3 separate regions of the Mus musculus genome follow, and regions 1 and 2 are each linked to region 3. The links are chromatin loops, found by intact Hi-C in ENCODE. Cell type or tissue: heart. All regions are shown on one strand.

What was found. Peaks named below come from ENCODE experiments on the same cell type or tissue, not always from the same donor. Only the 100,000 strongest peaks of a DNase experiment are listed, where the experiment ranks them.
Region 1: a loop joins it to region 3, with 3 times the contacts of the local background. A loop is called at or near these places in 3 of 42 quality-filtered maps.
Region 2: it touches region 3 in a loop (4-fold over the local background); 6 of 42 quality-filtered maps call a loop at or near these places.

What each region holds. Positions count from the first base shown.
Region 1 is chr2:114,171,510-114,179,509 of GRCm38, reverse strand. Aqr (aquarius) reads left to right here and starts at 4,171. Exons shown (of 35, transcript NM_009702.3): 1 at 4,171-4,418; 2 at 6,763-6,819. The coding sequence starts at 4,344. In heart, a CTCF peak has its summit at 4,090 (motif pointing right); a DNase peak (open chromatin) is centred at 4,199; H3K4me3 peaks cover 1,683 bases; H3K27ac peaks cover 1,171 bases.
Region 2 is chr2:114,053,158-114,061,157 of GRCm38, reverse strand. It overlaps C130080G10Rik (RIKEN cDNA C130080G10 gene), which reads right to left and starts at 6,762. Exons shown (of 3, transcript NR_028422.1): 1 at 5,792-6,762; 2 at 3,847-4,074; 3 at 1-362. Gm46757 (a long non-coding RNA gene) reads left to right here and starts at 863. Exons shown (of 2, transcript XR_001783436.2): 1 at 863-926; 2 at 2,502-2,905. In heart, no CTCF peak of the experiment used is centred here; DNase peaks (open chromatin) are centred at 3,747 and 6,867; H3K4me3 peaks cover 4,938 bases; H3K27ac peaks cover 5,726 bases.
Region 3 is chr2:113,861,428-113,869,427 of GRCm38, reverse strand. No RefSeq gene overlaps it. Among named protein-coding and RNA genes, the nearest start is that of Arhgap11a, 17 kb to the right of the region's middle. In heart, a CTCF peak has its summit at 3,091 (motif pointing left); no DNase peak of the experiment used is centred here.

The sequences.
Region 1 (8,000 bases), 310 kb before region 3:
AGCTTCCAAGCCTCGTGGTCGAATCCACTGTCTCCTGTTGTGTGAGATACGTTTCAACCCGGAGCTCCGCCATTAAAAAACCTCTTGTTGTTACATCAAGGTGTTGTGTTCTATTCGCGATTCTTGGGTGCACGCCAAATCGGGAGCTGAGTGGGGGTTTCCCCACTGAGTTCTTTCAGCCTTTCCCCCTTGATCACTAATTGAGAAAATGCCTTACAATGGATCTCATGGAGGCATTTCCTCAACTGAAGCTCCTTTCTCTGTGATAACTCCAGCTGTGTCAAGTTGACATACAAAACCAGCCAGTACAGATGGATTCTCAAAGTCGTGTTGATTTGTATTTCCCTAATGACTAAGGACGTTGAGCATTTCTTGAAGTGTGTCTTACCATTAGAGATTCCTCTGTTGAGAATTCTGTTTAGATTTGTACCCAGATTTTTAATTGGATTATTTGGTTTGTTGACATCTAGTTTCTAGGTTTCTTTATATATTTTGTATGTCAGCCCTCTTTCAGATGTGGTGTTGGTAGAAATCTTTCCCCATCTTGTCCTTTTGATGTTGTCCTTTGCCTCATAGAAGCTTTTCAGTTTCATGAGATTACATTTATTAATGGTTGATCTTAGTGCCTGAGCTGTTGGTGTTCTGTTTAGGAACTTATCTCCTATGTTATTGTATTCAAAGCTATTTCCCACTTTCTCTCCTATCAGATTTAGTGTTTCCAGTTTTATGTTAAGGTCTTTGATTCACTTGGACTTGAGTTTTGTGCAGGGTGTTAAAGATGGGTCTATTTGCATTCCTCATTCTTTTTTTCCATTGTATAGTTTTGGCTTCTTTCTCAAAAATCAAGTTCCATGGGTGTGTAGGTTTACTTCTGGTTCTGAGAAGGCTAGGCTGAGTCCATGACAGACTTCAAATTGGGATTCAAGGAGACAAATTGCCTAAAAACTGGGCAAGCCCAGGCAAGTCAAATACTAATAGAAAAAAAAAAAATCCCAGGCTCCAGTCTTTATGCCCAGGTAATGGGATGCTCCAGCCATCTGGCCTAAAGCAAGGACAATGGGTCAGCAACAATTTCCAGACTTCCTCAGTTAGTTACTTCCTCAGTAACAGTTCCCAGATCTCCCCAGCAAGTTTCCAGCCCCCACATCCCAGTAATGGAATGCCCATGGAGAGGGACCCAACAGATTAACATAGAGATTAACATCCCTAATGTGCTTTAATCAGGCCTGCAAGCTCACTTGGATGTCTCTCTGTCTTGGAAATGAGGCAGCCCCAGGATGCTGGAAGAAAACACTCTGTGTTTACATACTGTTTGATTCTTCCATGAAGCAAGGACCTTTACAGCTCCTAGGTTCAATTCAATTCCATTGATCAACCTGTCTGTTTTTATGCCAGTGCTGTGGCATTTTTACTCTTATTGCTCTGTGGCTTGAAATCGGGGATGGTGATGCCTCCGGTGTTTGCCTCCCATGTTGGCGGTGCTGGCGCAGTTCTGCTTCCTCAATGCAGCTTGTCTGGGCAGGTGTTTCAGACAGGGATCTTTGCAGCAACTTGTTTGTCTTGAGCTAGGGGAGGTGGAGGTAGGGACAGGGACTAGAGGTGGGGCTTGGGGGATGACACAATTTCACTGAGACAATTTTTAGTGTTACAGCTCTCTTTATTTGGGGGTAGTGGGGCCTATGTAGACCCTGGGGAGTGAGTAAGGGTTTTCGGGGTGAGTGCACATTACTGGCTGGGGCTGAGGTGTTGGCGATGCTTCATTTCCATAAGAGGGAATCCTTATAGGGAGAGAGGAAGTTAAACCTGTAATTTTTCCATCAGGCTATGTGACCGACTACCTCAAGGATGGTGGAGGTGCGAGTATTAGGTCTGTGTGCCCCAAGCTTGCAAGGCCAGAACAGGGCAGAGATTTGGGGTGTATACTGCCTTTATAATGTTTAGATATGCACCTGTATCCCTGATCTCTCCAAGACTTTTAACATGAGAGGGTGTTGGGTTTTGTCAAAGGCTTTTCCAGCATCTAATGATAGCTACCTCAGATCTATTTTCTATTCAATGGAACCAGTTTCCCCTTTAAAACTCAGCCTATTTCTGTATTTTTTGATGTGTGGTTTTTTACACCTTTTAACTACTTAGAATAGATTTGTGCTCTTTCTGTTCGCCAAGTGTCTTCACTGTTTGTTTCTTCCATTACATCGGTCCTGCTGGAGCTCACCCTTGGCTCTTTCCACCCTTTGATTTTGTTACTTCCAGCAGAAATCCCCACCTCCATGTTACCTACTCCAACCTCTCTGATACACCACTCAAAAGGTATCATCCCAAAATAATCCCCAACCGCTGTTTCCACACTGTCTTTACAAGGTCTTCCCTGAAGATTTAAGGACTCGGGAACTCAAGTCTCATTCCTAATTCCTAATGTCCTTCCACCATGACCTGCATTCAAGGCCTGATGGGTAGTTATGGTGAAGTATAAAAATAACGATTTCAGCATCTTAAGAGTCATCATCAAAGTCATTTGAAAGCCTGCCCTACTGTTTTATAGATGCCATAGTTGGCAATAACATGTCAGTGGTAGTTATATATTCAGAATGCTTTACATTTAAAATTGTAATCGAGCAAATTTTTATCTATATGTCTACAAACCATAAAAGATGGAGGGACGAAAGCTACAACATGTATATACTTGATGGCCAGACCTACAGCTATTTTCTTTCACAGTCCTCATTTTGGGCAGATGGGTATATATCACAAATTAAGAGAGAGAGAATGGTGTACCAGTCTACTGCCTATATTCCTCTAGAGAGGACTTACTAGAGATAACTGTTCAACCTATGTATGAGTTTGTAAATGGGATGGGTGTGCTAACCCAAGAATTATAAAATAAGTGACCAAATAAGAACCAGGCTAAAGTTTTAAACAGTTATTTCCCTAGTGAGGATAAAAGCATAAAACTCACAAGAAGTTGTGAGTTCAGCATCATGGACCATTGGAGGAACATGAATTACACCTATACTGTGATGTACCACATACGTAGTATGCCTAAAACAACTTTAAAAACTATCCATATTAAAAGTCGGTAAGGGAAAGAAGACAACACAAGTCTCAAATGTTAGCAAGGCACAACTGCTTTGGAAAGACAGACATTTCTTAAAATGGCAAACATACACCATTGAATGTGTTGCTTCAGAGGAAATGTATGTCTACATAATGACTTAGAATCGCCTGTAGAGGACTTTCTTGTAGTAGTCAGCAACTAGAAACAATCTAAACGCATATCAACATATTACTAAATTTATGGATTGTAGTATGTCTGAAAAGTTGGCTATTATTTAGCAATACAACTGAATCAGTGACTGATATGAACAACACAGATGCATCTCAAAATAATTTTGAGTGACCAAAAAAGAACATATTCTAAAATGTATGTAAAATAGTTTCTTTTTAAATTTTATTTTTACTTTTATTTCATGTGAATTGGTGTTTTGCGTGCATGTATGTCTGTGTGAGGGTGTCAGAGCCTCTGGACCTGGAGTTACAAACAATTGAGAGCTGCCATGTGGCTTCTGGGAATTGAACCCAGGTCATCTGGAAGAGCACCTGGTGCTCTTAACCGCTGATCAATCTCTCTTTTATTCCTCTGCAAATTTGCATAAAGTTTATATAAAATTCTGTAGTTAACAGTGACCCAGAGGATCCATGATAGTAGAAGACTGTGTGAGAAAAAGGGGTGATAGGTTGAAGGCAGAAGGACACATAGTAACTTTTAATGGCTTTGGGTAATCTCATTGCCATGATTCTGGTGATACAATAATAGATAGACAACTATTTCAAAGTGTATTAAGTTTTACACTTGGTTTATGTTTATTGTATGGCAATCAGTACTTCCAGGCAGTTTTTGAAGTCACACGGTGCCTCAAATTCTAAGAGTATGGGTTTTGCTTTTTACTATATTTTTCTTTAGCGTTCAAATAAAGTCGACATCCTATTCTTTCAACTCCCACCTTTATTAATCACATTCAACACATCTTTCAGCCCCCTCTCTCCCTATGACCCAATCCTACACGCTGTATGTTATCTTTCTTCCTTCCACTAGGGGGCAATAAAGAGACAGGTAAAGGCAGCCTACTTTCTAGCTCAAGCTTAACTCTTGCCTTGACTTCCGGGCCCACTAGTTCTGCTTCCGGGGAACGCCGGGACTTCTCAGGTTCCGGGAGGAACCGTGGGAGCCCAGCGTGTCTGTGCCGGGCGCTCTGGCACCTCGGGGCTGGGTCGCCGCCGCTGCTTGAAAGCTTTCGAGAGTCGCCGCTACGAGCCTCTGGTCAGCTTCAGTGGCGATCGCTGCGATGGCGGCTCCTGCGCAGCCCAAGAAAATCGTGGCCCCCACGGTGTCCCAGATCAACGCGGAGTTCGTCACTCAGGTGAGCCCCGGCGTGCCCGCTTGTGTAAGGAGGGATGCCGAGGACCTAAAGCCCGGGATTGGGATTGATTTTGATATCTTGTGTACGTGCAAGTTGCTAGTTAAACATTGGAAAAGCTGCAGTGAAAGAGGCCGCTCCTCGTTAGACCACAAAGCGTGCTTCTGAATTGTATTACTCTGACAAGACTCTGTCTACAAGTAGATCGCTCTATGGCAGTTAATTGTCATTATAACCTTTCATTTAGGAGACAACAGAGCCAATTCCGGGCCTGTAGCCTTTCACATCCTTGTTAATTCTTAGGAAATTATTGAGAGTGTAAGTGCGGGAAAATTTAAGCCCTCCCGCGCCTCTTCTGGCTCCGCAGATTTGTCAGGGCAGAAGCCTAGAAACTGTTTCCATTCGCTTAGCCCCAGCATGTCTACACAGTGTTTGTCTGTATTTCTGGACCTCTCTCGCCCAAAGATGCCTTCCCCACTAAGACTTGTTGATCTGTCATATTTCCTCTTGCCCTCCTGCAGCCTGTTCTTCAGATTGCTCCAGAGTGCTCACTGGTGCAAACCTGCTCACATTACTTGTCTTCCTACAGTGTCCCGTAAACAATTCTGATTGTCCCTGGGATAATGACTGGAATCTTTGAAAGTGCTGTGATCTGGCCTATGCTTTTACCCAAAGTGCCCTTCCTTTCTTCTTTCCTCCCTTCCTTTCTCTCTGTACCTGTCTGTCTGTCTCTCCCTCCTTTCCCCCCTAATTTTATGCTTTTATGGCTATAGCTGCGGTTACTTGAATATGCCATGGTAACTAAAAAGTGGATCCTGTTAACTTGGTTTTCTTTATTTTCATCCTTTTATACAATATTAGAGAGGCTATCCCGACTTCTTAACCGCATTAAAGCTAAATGCAGATAAGTACACAGTTTGAGAAAGAACACAAAAACAGTCCAGGCAAGTGCTGATACCTTAAAGTTTGAATGTAAAGAAAGAGCTAGAATGACAGGAACACATGAACCGAGAGGGAAAGTGCGGAGGAGAGATGGTGCCTGTCTTTCATTCCCAGCATGTGAGATGTGAAGACAGTGGGGAATGGAGTTCAAGGCTAGCCTTGTCTGTTTTGAGGCCAGCATAGGGTTCACAAGAAAGTTTTCACATTGTAGAAGGTCTCTTATAAAGTCTGCTGATTGTAAGATATTGAGCTGTAAATGAAAAGAACACACAGGTACCATCTTCTCTGTTTCACTTCAATGAGGATGAATAATCAGTGAAATGTTTATAATACAGAAATAGAAGAATATATTGAAACTGTTTACAACCTGAAAGATGGAAGCGTTAGTTGTCCGTTAGTGTTGCAGAAGCTTCTTGGAAGAAGAACACTTCAGACGTGGTTTCATTTGTCCGTTCATCTTTCTGTCTGTGTGTCTGTCTAGTGATACACCAAGCATTGAAGTCTACCAGACAGTGCAGTTACCTATTAAAAAATGTGCTCCCTAGAGTTTCTGGTTTTTTAAAAAGAGATTTTGTTTTGTTTTTAAAAATCAGTAAGAACTATTTTGTTTTTCAATTTTAATTTTTAATTATGTGTTTGGGGTGGGGTGGTATGTGCTGGTGAGTGCAGTTATCTGTGGAGGACAGAAGAGGCTGTCAGTTCCCTAGAACTGCAGTTGGAGAGAGTTGTAAGTCACTCAGGATAGTACTGAGAATACAATCAGGCCCTCTGGAAGACCAAGTACACTTAACTGCTGAGCCACTTCTTCACCCCCAGTCTATGTTTCTTAACAGTTGTATAGTCCACTTCAAATTCTGGAGAGATTATATATATATGTATTTAAATTTCTAAGCAAAGCTTGACCTGCTAAAATATACAACACCAACTTCTAATAATCAGCCTTTCTACTCCATTTCTTAATGATTTTTGTCTACTTATGTCTGGGTATAGTAGTCATTTAAAGGCTTATTTCTTTACATATCAACATTAATGAATATTTTGAAACTGTTTTTAAATATTTAGTCAACTGATGACTAACTAACCATGGGCAGCTCACTAAATCTCTTGAGCTCTGGATTTCCTTATGACTGGACCAAAAAATGTTTTACTCTGATTATAGACAAGCCAGGGGCTTGGGATGCTTGGGTGTTTTGAGCATCATGGTGGCCAGTTACCACACTAAGCATCACTGGTATTTATTGGATTGTGGCCAAGGACGATAACTAAGTGGTACGCCTGTATGGTACCTTTAAAATTGTCCAGTTAGTTCTCCAGTCCTAGCTCTGTGCTAAGAAGCAGCTTTGCATGTCTAGATGGTGCACTGTTGTGAGCCTGGAACTTAAACTTATGCTGTTCACTTTTGCAGCTAGCATGTAAATACTGGGCTCCTCATATCAAGAAGAAATCACCGTTTGATATAAAAGTAAGTAGCTTTGTTTTACAATATATTTGCAAACAGCTGCGCTCTTGGTATTGTTTTAAAGATTAATTCAACAAAAGCTTTCAGTACATTTTTTTTTTAAATCTATTCACTTTACATCCCACTTACTGCCCCTCCTTCCAGTGACCTGCTCCAAAACTCTTCCCTCTTCCCCCACTTTCTCCTTTGAGAGGGTGGAGGTTCATCTTGGGTATTTCCCACTCTTGTACATCAAGACTCTTCAGGGCTAGGTGCATCCTTTCCCACCGAGGCCAGATAAGGCAGCCCAGCTAGAAGAGCATATCCCACCTACAGGCAACAGCTTTTAAGATAGCTTCCACTCCAGTTGTTCAGGACCCACATGGAGACCAAGCTGCACATCTGCTACATAGCTTCAGGGCCCAGCCTGTGTATGCTCTGTGGTTGGTGGTTCAGTTTCTGAGAGCCTCGGGGTTCCAGGTTCTTTGACTCCCTTGGTCTTCCTGTGGAGTTCCTATCTCCTTCTGAGCCCACAATCCTTCGCCCAACTCTTCCATAAGAGTCCTCAAGCTCCATCCACTGTTTGGCTCTGGATCTCTGCATCCCACCGAGTCAGCCGCTGGGCGGAGGTTCTCAAGAGGACAGCCATGTGTAGACTCCTGTCTGGAAGTATAACAGAGTATCATTATTAGTGTTAGGGATTGGTGCTTGCCCATGGGTCTCAAGTTGGGCCGGTTATTGATTGGCTGTTTCCTCAGTCTCTGCTTTATCACCCATTCCTGCATTTCTGTAGACAGGATAAATTTTGGGTCGAAAGTTTTGTGGGTGGGTAGGTATCTTTATTGCTCCACTGTGATTCCTGCCTGGCTACAGGAGGTGGCCTCTTCAAGTTCCATATCCCTAATGCTCTGAGTCCTAGCTAACTAAGGTCACCCACATTGATTCTTTGGGAGCCTCCCTTATCCCAGGTCTCTGTCACATCCTGGAGATGCCCTTCCCCTCCCCAACCCCATCAGTTGCAGATTTTCATTCATTCTCATAGCCCTATCTGGCCATCTTTCTGTCCCTCCCCAGACCTGATCCTGAACCCCCCCCCCCCAATTCCCTATCCCCTCTCCCACTCAGTTCCCTCCCTCCATCTGCTTCCTGTGACTATTTTATTCCCATTTCTAAGTGAGATTCAATCATCCTTGCTTAGGCCTTAC
Region 2 (8,000 bases), 190 kb before region 3:
CAAATTCACCACCTTTCTGTTTCTCTTCAGAAAACAGAAGGGCACTTGATGAATAATAATAAAATATAATAAGATAAAACAAAAACTAACACATCAGAATAGGGCAAACGAAACAAACAAAAGAGAGGGAGTCAAAGAAAAGGCAAAAGAAACAGATGTAGACACAGAGACCCAATTGCTGGCACAATCAGGAATCCCATGAAAACAAACCTAGAGCCATAACATATAAGTAAAAGTCCTGTGCCCTAACTATACACGTGCCTTTGATCTCAGCACCGGGGAGACAGAACCACGCAGATCTCAGTGTGTTGGGGCCAGTCTGTCGTACATAGTGAGCTTCAGGGTAGCAAGAACTACATGTCCTGAAACAAACAAACAAACAACATTAATAAAACATAATACATATGCAAAGAACGTATACAGCTCAAGAGAGAGAGAGAGAAAGAGAGAGAGAGAGAGAGAGAGAGAGAAAATAACAATAAATGTTGCTTAAATTCTTAACCCAGAGTTTACTGATCAAAAAATACTGATCACTAAATAGCTAGAAGATATATTTTCCCCTAAAAAATAGCAGCTTTGTGATCTTTCATAGGAAGACAAAGCCTTTGGAAATATACACGTATAGCTACGTTTTGTCTGTAATAATAGATCATTGTTTTCAGAGTGCCATTTTGAAAGCGTTCAACAGCTGAACTAAAACATATAAAGAAGATATGGATAGTATAATCCCAGGGCAGATGCTGCTCCTGCTGCAGCATTCTTTGGTTTCAGCTGTTAGCTAAAGATGATTTAGATGTTAATGGCAGGAGCAAGAAATGCTTTTAATGCAAATTCCTGGCACTGCGCATCTCTCTTTGAAGAACAAGTGGGCATTCTTGCAGAGGACCCTGCTAGGAGGCAGCTTGTCTTTCCTCCGTCCAGCAGCTGTAAGTAGATACAAAAGGCAAGGTCACCTGACTTTTTATGTCACACTTAGTTTATTCTAGGGACGTTACAAGACAGAGCTCTACAGTTCTCCCAGAAGTGTCATTTCCTTTGTACTTTTCAATGTTTCCTAATCCACTGCAATAAGCAAATATTTCTATAATGGGATGTAGGCTGGTTCAGATCTGCAGTTTTATACTTACCATATCAAAAGGAAAACTAAGTGTGCATGAAAATGTCACAGTAGAACCCATTGTTTTGTATAGTTGAATGTTAAAAGAGGAAAAGAAAAATATTATGGTATGTGGGCAGTGGGTCTTCTCATTAAGTAATCTGTTTTCACTGTGATAGAAGAAGGTTGAAGGTCTTTGTGACTCATCTCGGACTAGTGATGACTCATGACCTGAACAGCTTAGTTCCAAGTTCATGCATTCTCTCATCCTTATTTCTACCATCCAGTCCTTTTTTTTTTTTTTTTTTTTTTTTTGTCCCACAGAAAAGCTCTACAGTAGCTTCCAAAGGCATATGAAAATACATTAAAGTAAAAAGGGGAAGAGAAAGGAAAGTGAAGCTCAGAGATGGTTGTGTGCAATAGACCCCAACTGCTTTGGTTTGGGTTAACAGCTGGACCACATATGTTGTTTTCAAGAGCCACAGACTCAAAACAAGCTCCTTTGTTTGTTGAGTGCTATGATTCTTGGTATTAGAGTGAGATAGGAGACTAAGAGGTTTGTAGAGATCATATCCCTGAGGTGGCCATCCACAGCATCTTTTAACAGAGGGATTAGCCCATCTCTTACTCAGTATTTCAATAAACACTATCAAATCAAAAAGCAGGCCTATGTGCCATCAAGCTCAATTAGTGGGTAGGGTGCTTGTCACCAGATCTTATGACTTGACTTTGATCCCCACAATCTAGATGATGAAAGGAAGATTCTGACACCCATATATTGTCCCCAATGTCCACATTTATACCATACTTCATACATCCGCTCAATGACTAAATAGAGATTTTAATTAAAAAAATATTTTTTTTTTAAAAAAGAGAAGTTTTCTCTGGGGCATTATGAACTAACCAGTACCCCGGAGCTCTTGACTCTAGCTGCATATGTATCAAAAGATGGCCTAGTCGGCCATCAGTGGAAAGAGAGGCCCATTGGACTTGCAAACTTTATATGCCCCAGTACAGGGGAACGCCAGGACCAAAACGTGGGAGTGGGTGGGGGGGGGGGTGAGAGTATGGGGGACTTTTGGGATAGCATTGGAAATGTAAATGAGGAAAATACCTAATTAAAAAAAAAAGAGAAGTTTTCTTTTGAAAAAAAAGGAAGGAAGGAAGGAAGGAAGGAAGGAAGGAAGGAAGGAAGGAAAGAAGAAGGAAGGAGGAAGGACAAACCTGTGGAATGAGCCCTGTAGCTGGCATTCTGTTTAGCGTCTCTACAACTTAATCTGGTTGACTGTACATACACAGAAAATCTCAAATCAGATTTAGTCCTGAAGAAGTGCTCTATAAACATGTATGATTAACCTTCCTGATACCACTGCCTTGTGTTTGATGTGTGTCTGTTCTTTGACAGGGAACAGAGGAGTTTCACATCACCTAGGTGAATGGAAACGAAGTCCACAGCTCACCCACTATACATGACGTAACTGTTTCCGGTAGCAGAAACTCTGCGAAGCTTAGCTTGGGCATTGCCATGTTTGGGCTAACCAAGAAAAGTGGGCTTGCTCCAGGTAACACTTGAAAAACCAAAACCCCATAAATAGACTCACCGCTAATATGCGGAGCAAGCCAAATCTGAGCTAAGAGGGACGCGTTCCAAGAAGGATCCTAAAGAGTGAGCACTTGATGCCTGAAGGTCACACTCCTTTTAAGGACTTAAAAAGGCTCAACAGAAATCCTTCCTGGTTTCCCTGCCTTCTACCAGGGCAGAGGCCAGTGAAAAATGCATTCTTCGATTATTAAAGCTTAGTGACTCCATCAGCGCCTACCTCCCCTTCCTCCTCCTCCTCCTCCTCTTGTCTTCCTTTCTGAATCTTTTTAGATGGCGTGTTACAACTGGTCTTATCATGTCCGAAGGCAGATACTCCTTCTGGAATCTTGGAATCTGCCAAGAACAGATTCGATTTGGGGGTCAAAATACTCTCCCAACTAGGTTAATCTCTTTGGAGGTTGCACAAAAACAAGCCGTAAACCATAAATATTAGCCATTCCTGAGCACCGGGATGTGTGGGCGACTACATCTCTCTAGTCCCATCTCTTTCTTATTTAATGAAAATTGAAACTGAGCTCCAGCCAGAGGCCATGAAGATGAAAGTGTGTAAAGAGATAAAATAAAAATGTCTGAGAATGCTGCCGCCCCGCCCCCCTCCACCCCCACCACACCCTCCCTCCTCGAACCCCGCAGCCCTGCTTTGGTCTAGAGAGAGCCTCTCTCAGGCTCCTCACAGGCACATGGAATGCAGGAGGGACCGAGGGGTAGGGCAGCTTGTGGGGAGGAATTAAGTGTGGCTTGGTCTGTTTCTGGCTTCTCTGTAAATACCACGACACCTCCAAATGGAGGAACAGCTGAGATAAGTGACTGCTAATCCCCCAGTGCAGGGGAGGAGGCTGGGCCGTTCCCTTTCAGATCCCAGCAGATGGTGGGTGAAACAGGCTTCCCCCAGGCAAGGACACAGGGAACTGTCCCACCTTCTGTCCCTTTAGCTTGCTCTGCACGTCACCCTCACGGCCTATTGCGCCAGGAAGAACCTTGCTGGCTCTCCACAGCCCTGGGGACCCGCCTGGCTTTGCTATCCCACTGGGACACTCAAGGTCAGCCAAGCAGGACTCTGGCCAACAGTGGCCGTTTGGGCTACCATCCAGCAAAGCTCTGTGCCCTGGGGAAGCAGAGCCAGGCAATGTGGAAAGGAGAAACTCACCTGACCTACAGGGCGCACTAAGTTAAGTGCAGATTCAGTTCTCTTCAAGGGTGGAATCCCAGAACTTGAGCTTCTGTTAGGCAGCCCAGCGGCAGGCAGTTCTGAGAAGTCGGTTAGGAAGCAGGCTCAGTCAGGTGCCTCTCTACCATTTGTTCATCTTTGGGACTTCAGGTAGAATCCCAGATTCCTAGGACCAGGACTCTCTTCAGGGAGCAGCCACTCCAGGATCTGAAAGTCATTTTAATTACAATAAGCATGAACAAATAAAATTAAGGCTGACAGCATAACCGTGTGAATGTATTTAGCGCTTTTGAACTATGCACTTGATTATCTCAATTTCCAAATTAAATAAATCACTGAAGATTTGCATGAAATGAAAAACTGAAGATTTTTACCAACTTAATTAACTTATATTTTAAAATATATAAAATAGAACTTAGTGTCCTTAAACTGTGGAAATGAACAGCGATACAATAGTAAATACTCAATGCTTAGTGTCTTTAAAATGTGAACAATAGTAAATACTATTGTATCACCATTTATATAGTAAATACAGATATAAACATTGGTACAGTAGTAAATATTGCATACTACAAATCTTTAAGGACAAGACACAGAAACCACAGGAAATAAAAGGAAAAAAACCCCAAGCAAATATGATTATAAACTAAAAAGTATCTGCACAGCTAATGAAGCAATTCTCAGTAAAGGGATAACCTATAAAATGGGAGGAAATACTTGCAAACTCTCTCTCCCAAAGGACTAACATTCAAATATATGAGGTGCTAGAAAACTTAATGGCCAAGTTAAATAAAGCAAATAAATAAATAAATGAAACTATTTGAAATTTCGATAGATCTAAACAGACATTTCTCAGGAGAAATGTACGTAAACAGCTAATGGCCAGCAGGCATATGAACAATTAGGGAAACAGAGGCACTAACCAGGGAAATGCAAGTCAAAACCGCACTCATCATCCGATCATCCTCAGGTTGTGGTTATTATCACAAAGCCAAAAGATACTGAGGACAGGGGAGGCTGGCCCACTTTGGACGGAATGCAAATTAGTTCAGCCATTAAGGGAGTTTTGAAAACTTTAAATTATAGCTATCATATGATGTAGGACCCCCAACCACACACACACACACTCAGGGGATCTGTTTCCAATGACAATAATGTCTGTACATTAAGGAGATGTTTGCACTGCAGTGTTTATTACAGTAATACTCATATGATCTGGTAAATGCAAACAACCAGTTTGCATTTACAACACACACACACACACACACACACACAGAGAGAGAGAGAGAGAGAGAGAGAGAGATTCTGTCATTTACCATAACGTGGATGGAATCAGATCTAGATTATTAAGTTAAGGTGAAATAAACCAGACATAGAAAGACAAATTCCACATGTTCTAACTCGTGTGGACTCTGGAAAGGCTGATCTCATAGAAGCAGGTAGTTACTAGAGGCTGGAGAGACTCAGGACTCCTACAGTTAGACAACAATAAGTCCTTGTGTGTTGTTGCACAGTAGGGTAACTGTAGACGATGCATACTATATTTCAAAGTTAGAAGAAGAGCTTTGAATGCAGTTGTCATAAACCTTTGAGAAAAAGTATTCCTTTTTAGTATAAATATAACAACATGAAAATATATGTTGCTTTAAGTGTTAAAAGACTAGTTGAGGTCTGATAATAATTCTCGGCAGGTAAAAGTGAACTGTGCAAGACAGATGGCCTGAGATCAATCTCTAAGGTTCATGTGAAGGCCGAAGAGAAAACCAGATGAACCAAGTGGGTCTCTCAACTTTCTCCCATACTCTGACACCAACGCCTCCTCCCTCCAGAGACACTAATAACAATAAATATTTTTTAAAAAATTAAAATATACTCAATGGACCATAAAACATAGTTTTAAAAATGTCTCAAGGATGCGTATTACCTCCCAAAGGTGGTCTTCAGCGGACTTAGCTCTGCTTCATTAGGACTCACAGACTTGGAGTGGGTAAGCAAGCCCTCGGAACACTGCAGAGGGTCAGATCAATATCACCGGTCCCAGTTCCAGAGAACTTCGGCACACACACAGTGACAGGAATCTCTCATCAGCCTCTGTCAAACGCTTGCACGCAAGTTCAGGAACTTCAGATCCATTCTACTTTAGAAACAATTAGGCCACCTACAGTCTCAGCGCTCAGGAGGTAGAAATTGGGATGTCAGGAGTTCAAGGTCATCTTCTGTTACCCATTTTGTAGGGGGGCTTATCCTGGCCTATATGAATATATTTCAATGATGCCAAAAAAAAAAATAAATAAAACAAAAACTTAAATGATATTTCAAAAAAGGCTATCTGTGAAACTCCATTTAGATGCTTTCTGGCCCATTTCTAAATAACCCAGTGAAACCACCTCTCCCTTCCAAGGATGTTCCACGTCTCTGACTTCCACAATTACCACTGAGGATAAATCCTGTTGTGTGCTAGTTACCACTGAACTCTGCTTCATAATCAATAGAACATTGTTGAATGGAGGAATGAATGGTAGTGACCCAATTTTTCCAAACAGAAAGCTAATCCCACCTCTAAAAGTATCGAATGGTGACAGAGCAGGTTCAGTCTGTCTTGCGTCTGACTTACATTGCTTGTCTCTTTGTGGGCCAGTCCTCAGTAACTCAATAGAACTGAGTTACTATGCCACTTTTCAGGGGGGTGAAAATGGGGTCTTGATGAGTTAACTGGCCTGCCCGAGACCAAACGTGCGGAACGTAGTTAAGTGTTAGAGGTAGGATTTGAAGCCTGTCGATCATTCTGATTCTCCTTTTCTCTACGTCTGCTTCCTGTCAATGGGCATCCTCACTGTCAAATGCAGATGGTACAGCAGGGCTTGGTCTCAGCCAGGCAGGCCTCTCCCCAGTCTCCATGGCTCAGCTGTCCAGCAGTTTCATCCCTAGACCATCCCAAACATGGTTGAGAAGCTCTGAGGGGAGGACCCAGCACTGCCCGGCCCCTGAAGTATCTAATCAGCAGTCCTGCTCAGCATATCAATCCAAGCCCACTCTAGACAGAGATGCCGGTGCCCAGTTTTCTATTTTTAACTGGTGTGAACTGAAGGAAAAGCACAGCATTAGAAGTCCAAGCACTAGTCAAGAACCAAGAATACAGGGCACCCCAGGGCAAGCTAGTGACCTGTGTCCTTTTCTCTCCTGTTCCTTCCCCCTCTCTTCACTGCTATCTTTCTGTTTCATTCTGAAAAAAAAAAAAATGCAAAGTTCCTTCAAAGTGTTCTCCACGAAGGAGATGACTCCCGTTTGTAGCAATGCTTCTCACACTTTCAATGCTAATCATGGACATCTTATCTTGCCATACAGTAGATCTGACTCTGGGGCGGGGTCAGGGATACTGTATTTCTAAATCACTCAAGTTATGAAGATGCTGTTTATCTATGGTCCACGCTTCGTGTAGGAGGGTTGGTAAATTCTCTTATCCTAAGTGGCTATGAACTTCTCCACAAAAACATTTGCTTTTTAAGGTGGGTCATTACCTGGGATGAAGAACTTTATCAAAGCCTGTTTAAAAGATGCCCATCTATCTGCCAGCAAGTAACTGAGATATTTTTGGTATCAGTGCCTCCATTTATTTTAGCATCTGAAGACCCGGTGGTGGCTCATAGACTGAAATCTGATTTTGAGCAAAACTCTTACAGAGTGGATGAGAACTATTTGGCCTCTGGGCTGGACTTGGCTAGACCCTCAGACAACCCTTCTCAGCTTCTTCTCTGCCAACTCAAGACCATGTCTGCAGTGGGTCCGAGACTGGTGAATTCTGGCTTTCCCATCTAGATGAGCATAGTCCCAGCTCAGGCTAAAGGAGACCAGAAGATGCACTACCCAGGTGCCCCTTTTGCATCCAGGTACTCAAATATCCTGTCAAGCTGCTCTTTGTGCCTATGACTCTGCTCCTCTGTCTCCCAGTACTGGAAGATGAGAAGCTGCTGTCTGTCCCCTGCAGCCCCAGCCCAGCTGTCAGGACCCTTCTCCAAGGGCAGGGCGCCAAGTCTTCCGGCATTGTGTGTGTGTGTGTGTGTGTGTGTGTGTGTGTGTGTGTGTGTGTGTGTGTGTGTGACTCATTGTCCCTTAGTTTGGAAGGGCTGAAGAGC
Region 3 (8,000 bases):
CTGAATCAAAACTACTTTATGAGCCTCAAAAGTCATTTACATGTGTGGATATGGCTGTGTACATTTTCATATGCACCTATAAGACAATTCTATTCTTTGTGTGTAAAGTGTGTGTGTGTGTGTGTGTGTATGTGTGTGTATACATATGAAAAGTATGCATACACAGAATATATGGAGACCAGAGAAGGAATCAGGTGCCCTCCTCCATTGCTCTCTGCCTTATTCCCTTAAGACAGTATCTCTTGCCCCAGATTGAACCTGAATCCCAGTGTTTGGGCCTGGTTGGCTGGCACATAGTTTCATTGGATCCTCCTGTCTCCACTCCACCAATGTTAGAATTATAAGAACAAACGGCCATGCCTGACTTTTATGTGGGTGTGCCGACTCATACTCAGAGCCTCATAGTTACATAGTAAGTATCCTACCCCCTGAGCCTCTCTATCACCCCTCCCCAGCTCAAGTTCAAGAGATGCCAATTATGTCCTATAGACACAGAAAGGCCCAGGCTCTGTCCTCATTCTCTCCTCCCACTGTGTGAGTGATACCATCCCCTCCTGGGGCTTATTTGTCAGTAGTGATTTCCAAAGCTCTGCATAGGATGTGTGATAGAATGTGACACAGACATGAAAGAGTATGGCAGAGGACATGGCGGTGCTGGTCTGAAATGGCGTAAAGATCTAAGAAGAAGAACTCCCAAGTCTCAATTGTTCTTACAAATTGAACAACAAGAGATGTTAATCCATGATTAGCTTCAAAAGGCATTGCTGGGCTGCACTTAGGATGACTAAGAATTTTAAGAGTGAACTGGAGGTGATGGCATCAACTGATATGAAAAAAAAAAAAACAGGAAGAAGAACAAGCAGGCTGCTGAGGGGTAGACACCAAGACGCTGAGGAGGAGATCAAGGAGCATGGAGAAAACCTATATATCAAGCCAAGGGAACTGTTCATGGAGACACAGTAAGTAAGGTGGACTTGGAGCACCCCAGTAAGATCTGAACCAGGGCAATACAGAGCTGAACGCACTGTGATAAGAAAGGAAAGCCATACTGGTGAATGGCATCATTCAGGGTGAGCACGCAGGGTGGGAGGGGAATGGAGACAAAACCCCAGGGAATCGGAGTCCTTACAGCATGAGTGACATAGGAAACAACTAGGAGACATCCAAGAGGGAGGCACTGTCAGCTAGCCAGGGCAGTGCAATAAAGGCTGAAAACCAGCCAGCCAGCTTGTCTCCCACATTGCTGTCTCCTCAGCAAGAACATTTACAGTGTACTAATGACCATGAGACCCAGACTACAGTGACCCAGGGACAGCGAGGACCAGAACGCCATGGCTAAGGGACACTCTTGCAAGGATTATGTATGAATCCAGTGGGTGGAATAGGGTAGATTAAGAACTTAAGAAAGGTTTTCTCTTGTATTTCTTTTTTGCTGTTCTTTGGTTGGTTGCTTTTCTGAGATGAGTACTTTTTTTTTTTTTTTTTTTTTAGGATAAGAAAAGAACCAATTGAGAAGAAAAAAATTGGAATGGAAAAAAATAGATGAAAAATTGAAATAAGATCCTGAAATGAAAAATGGATGGGCTTATCTGTGCACCTGGAAACATCTCTGTAAAAAGAGGGTGCCTCCTTCAGGGGAAAGAGCTGAGGATAAGTGTTTTGAGCATACACCTCTATACACACATGGAATCATTTCTCTTTGCACTTTACAGCAAGTTCCTTAATTCTCAGGAAGAAGAGGAAAAATAGATTTAGATTTATCCCCACTACTAAAATAACAATAGACATGCAAAACTTATTGCCCGTTTTTCTAATTTGCTCTCTGTTTCTGTGATAAAAACACGTCCCAAAAGCAGTTTGGGAGAGAACAGGGTTTATCTGGCTTACAAGCTACCTGCCCATCCAGTGGGGAAGCCAAAGTAGGAACTCAAGGCAGGAACCTGGAGGCAGAAGTTAGAGCAATACCAAGAGGAAGGCTGCTTGGTGACTTGCTTCTGGTTCATATTCAGCTCTCTTTCTTGCACAACCTAGGTCCAAACTCCTAAGGGTGGAGCTTCCTACAGTGGCTGGGTCTCTTACATTAATCAGCAATCAGAAAATGTCTCACAGACTTTCTCACTGGCCAGTTATTGGAAGCAGTTCTTCCACAGGGTCTTCTTTTTCCCAGATGTGTCACATTGACAACAAACCCAGACCCCTATATATCCATTCTTTTATTGTTATGTGAATGCCATCAAATCATATGTAAAAATTATCTCCCATTTAAGCAAACCAAAAGAAATAGAAGAACTCTCCTAGGCATTACTAATAGGATTCACCATCAAAACAGAATCTGGGTCCATTGATGGCTGGGCTAACAAACCACTCATCAGTCTCTAGTAAAATCTACCACAGTCGCCTCACTGGAAGTAACTAATGCAACTCCATATTTTGCTTTCTCTTTCTCCCTTCTATAAGTTTGGCCATTTTTATAATAGAATGATATATCCCATAATACAAAATATGTATTTAGCTCCATGATATTTATCTCAGTGAATGTATGAATGTATCAAGTTATTTGTCCCATAATACAAAAGTGGTGCCTATGCCCATTCCAGAAGACAAGCTCAGGAAACTTTAAAAGTCACTACAATGATGCTATGGCGAAACTGTCTCATCTGCTACAGGCCACATCATGTTCTACTGCTAGAGAAAAGAGGATAGAATCTGCTTTAGAACATTAGAGTCAAGACCATAAAAGAGTCCCTAGGGATCTAGGCTGCTAAAGCACCCCTGAAACCCAGGCACTCATGAGACTGGAGGATCATGAACCCAAGAGTTCTTGGGTTACTTAGAGAATTGAGAAATGACTTGGAAAAAGTTTACACCATTATTCATTCTCCTCTTCTTCTATAACTTCTGATGCAAGTCACTATCCTTTTAACCTGAACAGCTTTTGCTTGCCATCACAAGTGGAATTATTAATCAAATTTAGTGCACTCCCATGGATCTTCTGGCTAAGTAAATAAGTATAGAGTCGAGAGCTTTGAGCCTACTCATGAACTAAAATTACCTGAAACCAAAATTATTTTATGTTCCCTTACTCCCCTCTGCTGGTGATGTCTAGTATAGTTCTTAGTTACTGTAAAATTAAATTGATATGTGCATTAATTTTGCTTTAAAATTATTTTTTAAATGTACCATTTTAGTTTAAAATTCATAAAACTATTAATTAGAAGAGGTCATTGGTCGATCTTTAGGTATCTTTTCAGTACACCCTGCCCCAACAATATGAGATACATGCTCAAAAGAATGGAGCTTGGTACAATGTGAAGTGTATTTGGACACAAAATAATAATTATAAAATTAATTTATTTACAAGTTAAAATAGCTCACTTTCTTGGCTATTCACAATACAAACCATTCTTACATTTGCTCCCTCTTATAACAATGCCATGTGATAGGTATCCACACCATGAAATCCATAACTTATTCTCCTAAGAAGCAGTTGGAATCATGTGGGCAGCTTCAAATGATTCTAAAGTGAATTTCCGTATCTTTTGACATTGTCATTTCTTTCCACAAGGCTTTTCCTCTTTTCTCCATGATGACATCAATCTCCTCCTTTGAAAAAAATAAAGCAGTTGGGACATTTAAGCATCTCACCTCTCAGGACAATATGAAGAAAGTGATCCTAAAACTAACCAGCCTATTACGGGAAATTGGACTTTACTGAGGGATACTTTTCCTCAGGGAGATTTCCTATAGTCAGGCAAGGTGACTTAGCAACCAAGGTTAGTATGTCCTCACAGGAATAACTGGAACTTTACCAATAAGAATTCTGTATTAGTTGAGCAGTGGTGGCACACGCCTTTAATCGCAGCACTTGGGAGACAGAGGCAGGCAGATTTCTAAGTTTGAGACCAGCCTGGTCTAAAGAGTGAGTTCCAGAACAGCCAGGGCTATACAGAGAAACTCTGTCTCGGAAAAAAAAGAGAACTGTGTATTAGACTGAACACAGACGTAAGGTTTAATGTGTTGGGATGTACAGTTTTATTCTCCAAGTTTTAGCTTTCTTGTCTGTAAGTGGGGATAACAGCCTCTTCCTAGGTGTGCAGTGAGGACTAACAACTGACATGCTGTGTTGAACATATGCTGCTCCTTACCTCCTAGTGCCTTGGTGGAACTTCTTAGATGGTTACAGAATTTAAATTTTGCCAGAGACTAGACAAAAACATCACAGACTTTTGCAGTTTTGAGGCTATGCAGAAGAACAACTCTTTCTAGAGACTGTTCCCTAGAAATATTTCCAAGTCATGCCCCCTTCCTGTTTTATACCGATGTGCCTAAGGATACAGAGCCTTTTCTGGTGGAAGTACAGATGGGAGATGGCCACTCAGCCTCTTCATGTATTTCTACTTACTTTCTTCCTGAGTTGTAAAGCTGCTATCTGTAGTTAATAGTCACTTCTGCTTGTCATCTCTGCTGCATGGTCAGTGAACACTAGCTCATGAATTTGAGTCAGTTAATGTCATAAAATCATGCAGCTGGTGGCTGGTATCCCTTAAAAATAGCCCCGTCTTAACCATTGGGCCAGAATGAAGACATCTCAACATTGGTCCCATTAGAGCTTTTTTTCTTTCCTTGAATTTTCAGGAAAGTTTGTAAAACAAGAATAATGTGTCTGCTGCATAATCACAGGACCTGAGTTTGGACCCTCTTCCCTGTTGCTAAGCACTTGGAGGTGAAGTTCAGCAGCATCCAAGCAGCAGAAGAGATGGTCATTCAAGAAAGATGCTGAGAAGAGTCAACAGGGGGCAACACATGTGAAGGAGGCCTTTTCCTTCCTTTCAGCATCTCATACAACTTCAAAAATATGTCATAAAAATATTTAACATCGATTGAGGCATTTGATATACCAGACAAAATGTTGGGACTACAACATGAGTTGCATTGAGGAGGAGAGGGGGAGAGGGGGAAAGAGGGAGAGGGAGAGGGAGAGGGAGAGGGAGAGGGAGAGGGAGAGGGAGAGGGAGAGGGAGAGGGAGAGGGAAACCCTCCTAATAACTTAGTGATGTAGATTGTCTTGCCTATAAGGATTTTTTTTTCCCAAGACAGGGTTGCGTCTGTAGCCCTGGCTGTCCTAGAACTCATTCTGTAGCCCAGGCTAGGCTCAAATTCAGTGATGTCCCTGCCAGTCACCCAAGTACCTAAAGGCATGTGACACAATGCCCATCTTACTTACTTTAAGAATCACAGGTGCTAGGTGATGGTGGCACACACCTTTAATCCTGGTATTTCAGAGGCAGAGGCAGGCAGATCTCTTTGAGTTCAAGGCCAACCTGTCTATGGTTTGAGTTCTAGGACAGTCAGGGCTAAATAGAGAAACCCTGTCTTGAAACACCAAAAGAAAAAAAAAAAGTTACAGAAGTTATAAATCACCCATGACTAAGTGGTAGAGCTGGAATTTTAGCCCCAGTTGTTTGACAACACTCTCCAAGGTCATCAAAATATCCTGTTCTGATTTCCTAATTCTAAGAGTATAAGCAACAGAGGTCCGTGTTGCTGACTTTTGAGCCCATCATTGTGTTCATAGTCTGTACTGCTGCAGTCAATGACCTGCTCATTCCTGGGCGATTTAGACTCCTCTACCAAGTAGCACTGGATGGGGACCTTCCCAGCAGCTCGTCCAGTTTTTCTTAGCAGCATGCTGTAATTTGAGGTTCTGTTCTCCTTTCACGGGGGTCTTGGTCTAAAGGTTCCCTCTGATGGCCCCTGCTATCTTCCCTTTCTACTTTAAAGTGCTTCCCTCTAATAGCTCTCTTGTACATCTGTTTGTCTTAGCATCTGCTTCTTGGAAAGCCCAAAGAACACATCATCCATGCTGTGTTTCGGAGATTAGTTTAAAACTCTAGACTACTTATGCAAGGGCTAAGTGGAAACTGCTAGGGAGGCTTTGGATCAGAGTCCTGGTTTCATTTCTATTTCTGAGATAATACACTGACAAAAAGCAACTCAGGGTAGGAAGGGTTTATTTGGGTTTGCAACGCTAGGTTACGGTCCATCACTTGAGGAAAGTCAGAGGGAAAGAAGCTGGTCACATCATATCTACTGTCCCAACTGAAGAGAAATGAATGCATGCTTACTTAGTGCTCATACACTGCCCAGGGCCCCAAATCCAGGAATGGTGTCTTCCTACATTAATTATAGCAATCAAGACAATCTCTCATGGGTAGATCCACAGGCAAATCAAATCTAGGTAACCTGTCACTAAGTTAATGACTCATTGAGATTCTCTTTCTTGGTAATTCTAGATTGTGTCAAATCTGTAAACTAGCCACCACACAAACAATATTTTTAAAAGGGTGTGTGTGTGTGTGTGTGTGTGTGTGTGTGTGTGTGTGAGAGAGAGAGAGAGAGAGAGAGAGAGAGAGAGAGAGAGAGAGTAGGTGCCTGTGGAATCCAGAGACATTAGATCTTTCTGGAGCTAGAATTATAGGTGGTTATGAGCTGTGAGATGTTGGCACTAGGAAACAAACTAGGGTTCTTTGCAAGGGGTTTGAATGAGAATGTGCCCCACAGGCTCACATGTTTGAATATTTGGTCCCCAGTTGGTAGAACTATTTGAGAAGAATTAGGAAGTGTGGCCTTATTCAAGGAGATGTATAGCTGGGGGAAACTTTTGTGTTTTCAAAAGCCAGCCAGTATCATTCCCAGTTAGTTTTCTGTCTTCCTCCTAGCTGTGGATCAAGATATAAGCTCTCAAATGCTCCTTCTGCCATGCCTTTGCTCTACAATCATGAACTCTAACCTTCTGAAAATGTACTCTCCAGTTAAACACTTTCTTTTATACATTGTCTTAGACATGGTGTATTATCACAACAATAGAAAAGTAATTAAGTCAAGCTGTATACACTCCTAACTGCTGAGCTAGCTCTCCAGCCTCAAACATTCTACTTTAAGTCATAACCTTCTGACATTGTCTCCAAAATCTCATATTTTGTTTTTATATAGAATTTTAAAAATTATTTTTAATATTATTTTTATTTTATGTGTATGATAGCACTGTCTGCATAAATGCCTGCAGGCCATAAGAGGTCATAAGATTCCATTATACATGGTTGTGAGATGCCATGTGGTTGTTGGGAATTGAACTCAGGATCTCTGGAAGAACAGCCAGTGCTCTTAACTACTGAGACATCTCTGCAGCTCCCCTTATTTTTTAAAATAATATAAAATACAATTCAGCCAGGCAGTGGTGGCGCATGCCTTTAATCCTAGCACTTGGGAGGCAGAGACAGGTGGATTTCTGAGTTCGAGGCCACCCTGGCCTACAGAGTGAGTTCCAAGACAGCCAGGGCTACACAGAGAAACCCTGTCTCAAACAAACAAACAAACAAACAAACAAACAAACAAAACCAATTCAATTTTAAAAGCCTGAGGGCCATAACTCCAATACTTTAAAAATCCAAACTTTCTTAACGATGATACCATATAAAATAAAGAACAAGTTTATACTTTCAAAATATAATTACACAGAACAAACATTTTTATCCAAAAATGTAAAAACAAAGGTATAGCAAGTAACCAATCATACCAAAGAAAGACATGCCCATCATCTGGAGCTCACAGTGTAATTTTCCTGGCTCCAAAGGGCTAAGTAGTCTACCCTTCCCTGTCATCTGCTGCACACACAACTTCTCTCTCAGGTTTAGACTATTGTACCACATACCTCCACCTCTCTTGGTAGACATCCCATGGTCCTGTCAACTATAGATCCTGGAATCTGCCCTGCAACTGAAACCTTACCTTCACAGCCCCATTAAATGTCTTCTCAGGGGCTTCTGCAGAGGGCCTCTAATCCTGTCACATGGTACCAATCTCACCCACTCTCCATAACCTCTTGTTTTCTCATGCTGTCAAAACAGAACCACATGGATGGTATGGACATCTCTAGGTTCTGTTAGGAGCTGAACATATAGCCAACCCAAATTGGACCGAAGTTGTGTCTTCCTTTGTGT